2 separate regions of the Homo sapiens genome follow, and region 1 is linked to region 2. The links are chromatin contacts, found by Hi-C or POLR2A ChIA-PET in ENCODE. All regions are on one chromosome and are shown on one strand. Each heading gives the region's core, a stretch centred on a gene start or an enhancer-like site at or near the end of the contact. The rest is flanking DNA. Distances are from core to core; before and after follow the strand shown.

Evidence for each region. Hi-C counts contacts between places; a loop is a spot of excess contacts on that map. ChIA-PET counts read pairs that join two places held with the same protein, here RNA polymerase II (POLR2A). Pooled maps may share reads with other maps.
Region 1: a loop to region 2 is called in a map of PC-9, with 8 times the contacts of the local background. The contact joins two enhancer-like sites. A Hi-C loop is called at or near these places in 5 of 168 maps with a recorded cell type or tissue (PC-3, PC-9, heart left ventricle and 2 more) and 3 of 50 pooled maps. POLR2A ChIA-PET finds 5 or more read pairs at or near these places in 7 of 52 experiments (B cell, HEK293, IMR-90 and 3 more).

Annotation. Positions count from the first base shown.
Region 1 is chr11:100,718,597-100,721,571 of GRCh38, forward strand. All of the region lies in intron 1 of ARHGAP42 (Rho GTPase activating protein 42), which reads left to right. Among named protein-coding and RNA genes, the nearest start is that of ARHGAP42-AS1, 32 kb to the left of the region's middle. Within about 2 kb of position 1,360, at least 21 of the 41 ENCODE cell types and tissues checked have a DNase peak (open chromatin) inside an H3K27ac peak, as active enhancers do; they include PC-3 and PC-9, where a contact is called at or near this core.
Region 2 is chr11:100,775,803-100,778,893 of GRCh38, forward strand. All of the region lies in intron 2 of ARHGAP42 (Rho GTPase activating protein 42), which reads left to right. Among named protein-coding and RNA genes, the nearest start is that of ARHGAP42-AS1, 89 kb to the left of the region's middle. Within about 2 kb of position 1,514, at least 7 of the 41 ENCODE cell types and tissues checked have a DNase peak (open chromatin) inside an H3K27ac peak, as active enhancers do; they include PC-3 and PC-9, where a contact is called at or near this core.

The DNA.
Region 1 (2,975 bases), core at 110-2,609, 57 kb before region 2:
TAGGTAGGGAAATGGATTTCAAATGGTAAAATAAAAGTGTATTTCTGAACAAGAATTTAATTAAACTGGAATCATCTACCATGTGGTGCATAGTAATTTTTTACTAATTCTCACAGAGTAAATTCTCACTTAGACTAATTTCTCACATAGTAATTTCTCCCTTCATGTATATTAAATGCACAGATTACTAAAAAAGTGAATCCTATATTGAGTAAATTATCATGTAAATTAGTTTCTTGTTTATGTAATGGTTCAGTACTTTATTTAACGTGACTTATTTAAATATGTATTGCATTTGATAGATTTCATATTATTTTATTCAAGCTTTAAAGTATTCTCTAATGAATGGTATTTGTGATGGAGAAAGGAAGAGAAGGTTGTGATGCTTCACTATACCTCATGATTTATGTACCTTATTGAATACAATTCCTTAATAGATTGGAAGAACCAATCATCCTTCAAAGAAAATAGATTACTGGGAAAATATTGGAAAGAACATTGGACTAATTGAAAAACTTAGAATAAGAGCATTTAGTGGTAGATAAATTTAAAAATGTCAGGCACAGCTAAACGAATTCACATTTCTTGCTTCCTAATTCTTCATTCACCACTAGATACTGTCTTTTTCTTTTTGCTGAAATATTGGCCAGTCAAATAATAGGAGAAAACAACTGAATATTAATTGATAACTTTCAAGTTAGGTGAGGATTTTACTGCAGATTAAGACTGTAACAGGAGGATGTATCTACTTTGAGCTCTGTTGGAAGTTTTGGCCATGATAATTATTTAACATCAGTCTCCATGGCAGCAAGGGGAAAAGCTCTAGGCAAACAAACAGATGGATTCAGAGGACCTTAAGTGATCAAGTCCGGTAGGAGCCAGCAGCTGGCCTTCTGTGGGCTACTTATTAGCATTTTCCTTAGCTTGTTGTCTGCCTGCACTTGGCAGCAAGCTGGAGGTCAGATTTGTGATGCAAACACATTTGCATCCAGGTTCTGGTATCTACTCACTAACTCACAGGTGACCTCACCCATATCTCTGCCTCTCTCTTTCCTTTTTTTCTTTTATTGTGTGTGTGTGTGTTGTGTGTGCAGGTTCAAAATGACAGGTGGTAAAATGAGCAGCAAAAGGATACTCTTGGCTATACCGGCTCTTCCTGTCTTTCAGATATTGCACATCCTGAGCCTGTTGTTTTACATGGAAGAAAAATGAAGCCCCTTCACACATTCATAGAGAAGTGTGCTTGAAAAGAGAGAAGAAGCAGCAGAGAGTGCTTAGCAGCAAGGCTATTTACTACTTCTGTATCCTAGGCAGTTTTCCAGGCTGTAGTTTCACCCCCAACCTTGCCTCCCCTGCTGAATGTGGCTGGTGCCAAATTCCTGCTATTGGCTGAGTCATCATGTCCTAGTTGATCTGGCACCGTAGTCAACATTTGTAGCTTTTACCATTGTTGCTTTGGAGCTAGATCACTAGGTTAGATTATAGGCTAGATAATTAGGTTTTCCTAAATAGAGAATCTGCTGGTGCTGAAACTTGCCCCAGAAGGCACACCGTGGTGGTTATTCACGTAGATGGCCTGGTGTATGTGAGATGGGAAAATCCAGTAAGTCACTCCTTAATTCAATTCAGCAGCCTTTTACTGATTGCCCAGAAACTGGATGATCTGGCAGAATTAAATGGATTATTTTGTTTAAAACCTAAAGCAAAAAGTTTAAGGTGGGATTCCATATGTAAGTTGTTCCTATGAATGATTGTTGATAATGTTGGAAAAAAATGGGAAAAGAATTCATACAAATGACTGCCCTGATGGTGGGAATATAATTATTTCTGTCCTATTTTCCAAACTTTCTCTAATGTTTCAGTACTGTTTATACAATAATAATATTTAATAATAACAACTGGTTTTGTTCTCATGGGGGAAAAAGGCCCAAGATAAAAAAGTCCAGTCATATAAAAGTGAAAATATGGCTAGATTCAGTGTCTTCAAGAGTATTTTGAAAACGAAAACACCACAACAAAAAACCCCAAGAACTTAAAATGAGGATATTTAACGTTAATTGTATATGACTGTATTGGTTGAGATAACCTTTTTTTTTTGAGAGCCTAACATTGACATGTAATATTCATTGAACACATATTGCTTTTAAAAGTTTAAAATATACATATATACATGGTCCTTATTAGGCTTTTATTTTCTTAAAAAATTTAACTGTTTTTACCATGAACATTTTCAAACGTACTCAAAAATGAATATTAAAAAGAACTACCATATACTTCTCACTGAGGTTTAAAAATAGAATAATATGGTGAACTTCCATTTACTTATTTAGATTCTATAGTTATACAGAATTTTTTTAAGTTTTTTTTTTTAACTGAGCAGATAATACAGAATTACAATATTACCCACCTCTTCCCTGCCCCCATACACATATGAAGTCAAGTTTCCCCTATTAACATCTCGCATTAGTGTGGTACATTTGTTAAAATAAATGAACCAATATTGATACATTATTCTTAACTAAAGTCAAGAGATTACACTGAGGTTCACTCTGTGTTCTACAACTGGATGGGTTTTGGCAAATGCACAATGTCATGTATCTACCTTTGCAGTCCCATGTAGAATAGTTTTATAACCCTTCAATTCCCTTGTTCTTCTCCTAACAACTCTCCCGTGCTTTTCTCACCTAACCCAGGGCAACCACTGATATTTTGTTTTGTTTTAAACTGCTTCTATCGTTTTGCCTTTCCCAGAATGTCATACAGTTGGAATCATGCAATGTATAGCCCTTTCATACTGACTTCTTTCACTTAGCAATATGCATTTAAGATTCTTCCATCTTAAATGCATATTCCATGACTTGATAGCTTATTTCTTTTCTTTTCTTTTTTTTTTGGAGGCGGAGTCTTGTTCTGTCACCCAGCCTGGAGTGCAGTGTCGTGATCTTGGCTCACTGCAACCTCTGCCTCCCGGGTTC
Region 2 (3,091 bases), core at 264-2,763:
TATAATTTGAAATCATTTTAAATCAAAGATTAAAAATGAGAAGACCTCTAGGTTTTAAAAAAATTTAGATATTGTGGCCGGGTACGGTGGCTCACGCTTGTAATCCCAGCACTTTGGGAGGCTGAGGCGGGCGGATCACCTGAGGTTGGGAGTTCGAGACCAGCCTGACCAACATGGTGAAACCCCATCTCTACTCAAAATACAAAATTAGCCAGGAGTGGTGGTGAATGCCTGTAATCCCAGCTACTTGGGAATCTGAGGCAGGAGAATAGCTTGAACCTGGGAGGGGGTTGTTGCGGTGAGCTGAGATCGTGCCATTGCACTCCAGCCTGGGCAACAAGAGCAAAACTCCATTTCAAAAAAAAAAAAAGTTAGATATTGTTAGTCAAACTGAACTAGTGCCAATAAAAATGTTAGTCATTAATATGAGGCAAAGTTTATTCATTCTATGTAATCTTGGAAACCATTGGAAAGTCCAGTTGCGATTGTGCGTAAACAGCTTGGTTAGTGATGTTGTGTGATGACCTAGACTCTCAGGAAAGTCTTGAACAGTATGAGCTTTGGACTCAAGAGATTAAACATTTACCAAGAAGGAGAGTCACTTTGCTAGTAAATATTTTTGGTGGAGACTTCATTCCTTTAGACACACCTAAACAGAAAATTCCTGTGGTAGTGACAGGCAATACACTACCATTTGTCAACTAAGGTAATAGCTCCAAATTAGGAGTGGAGAAATGAGTCAGTCAGTTAGGTAGTTTGGATCAAACTATATTTTTTAACAATCCCCCAGCTATTTCTGACATAACTAGTGTATTGCTGGTCCCTTGTTTACTCCATTTTAAATGCAGATATGCAGACATAGCAACAAGGATAGTGCCTAATAGTTAGCATCGGCCGGGCACAGTGGCTCACTCCTGTAATCCCAGCACTAGCACTTTAGGAGGCCTAGGCAGGCAGATCACCTCAGGTCAGGAGTTCAAGACCAGCCTGGTCAACATGGTGAAACCCCATCTCTTCTAAAAATACAAAAATGAGCTGGGCATGATGGCACGTGCCTGTAATCCCAGCTACTCGGGAAGCTGAGGCAGGAGAACCACTTGAACCCGGGAGGTGGAGGTTGCAGTGAACTCAGATTGCACCACTGCACTCCAGCCTGGGCAACAAAGTGAACACTGTCTCAAAAAAAAAAAAAAAAAAAACACGAAGAGCATGTCGCATTTTAAAAAAGAAGCTGTTTTATGGAAATGCTTGTACGAATCGTACATGTACTGATTGATGGATGAGAGCTCGAACATGAACCAAGTTTTGTGTACAGCATTGGCTGAGGTGCCCTGACATTTTTACTTCTTGTTCTGTCTTTAGGAGAATGTGTTGAAAGGTGAAGGTATAGCAGGTTAAAATAGTGGCAATTCAAGTCACAGGGGCTTTACTATGTCTTCCTGTGCTGGCAGTGCTTTGCCAAGGTGCAAATATTTATTGTTTGATTACCTCTCTGAGGCTGGGTGTGCATCAGTGGGTTACTGTGGTGAGGTGACTCACATTGATCTGTAGATAGAAGCCTGAGAGTGATCTTGGATACCTGATCTGAGGGTGTCAAGAAGAATTTTTTCAAGGGAGTGGTTGGAAAATCTCATTCAGTTTCTTTGTTAGAAGAGTGACTGTGTAAAAAGGCATAAAATTTTTACTTACTTTGAAGATGCGTCTGTTAGGTCAAATGGAAAGGTAATATTTGATTCTGTTTCCCAAATGAGAAATAGGAATATAGTCTAGGGTGGAAAGTATGGGAAACAATTTACTTTTTGTATTTGGAAAGGATTCCTCTATAGTGTAGAAACACTTTGAGAGATAATAGCTTTTGTTTCAGGTTAAAAATCATAACTGCCATAATAAATGCAGAAAATGCATTCAAAAGATCATTAATAATTTTTCTTAAAAAAAAGACCTATTTTCTTTTTTGACTTAAACAAATTCAATGATTAAATTATTGAAAATGCTTCTGTGAAAATTTTCTTCAGAATTTGGTCATGAGTACAAATATGCATTTTTACAGTTTACTCAATATTTGTCTAGTGGTATTGTGATACAAAAGGTAGAACTGGGCGGGGTGTGATAGTTCACACCTATAATCCTAGTGCTTGCAGAAGCCATGGCGGGAGGAATGCTTGAGACCAGGAGTCCCAGACCATCCTGGATGAGGCCCCAGTTCTATAAAAAGTAAAAATTTAGCCAGGCATGGTGGCATGCACCTATAGACCTAGCTACTCAGGAGGCTGAGGCTGCAGGATCCCTTGAGCCCAGAAGCTGAGGTTACATTAAACTATGATCACACCACTGTACTGCAGCCTGGGTAACATGTTGAGACCCTGTCTCTTAAGAAAAAAAAAAAAGAAACGGTGAAGTTGTTTGTAGCCATGAGATTCTTCTTGGGCATTTTTAGGAAAAATTTCTAAACCAAAGGCAATGCCATTATCAACCACAGCTGAACTCTTCTAAAAGAGACCTGTGATATTTTATTAAATTTGAGGAAGTAAACTACCTTCTCATTTGCTGAATCAAAAAAAAAATATCCATCATTCTTTACAGACCCTCATTACAACCACTTAAATGTGGTTATATAAATCAGGAAGTCGTGTATTAAAGTGGAACATTTCTAAATGCCTAAATTGTTTATACAAATAACATTTTCTTTTTAACTCTGCAGAGGAAGCATATTTTACTTTTTAATAGCTCTCAGTTGGACAATTGAATTATTGTTTTCCTGTTTTTTTTTTAAACCACCCTTATTTTTGTACCCACACAGAAACCACCCACAATTAATGATGGAAGCAGCTGGGAAAGTTGCACATTTCAGGTGGTGTTCCTCTCTTAAAAAAAACACGCTGCTTGAGAGAGATGCTTTTATCATATTAGCTGTGTATTTTGAAGCACTTTATTTGACTTAATTTGAAATTCAAAAGCTTAGGTGTTTCATATTTCAGGCTTCGAGTTAAAAAACAACCTGAAAACTTGTCATGTCACAAGCCTGGAAAGAAATTTATTTTTTAACTGATGGATAGACATTAATCCCCTAAAACCTCATTCTTTTTTTGTG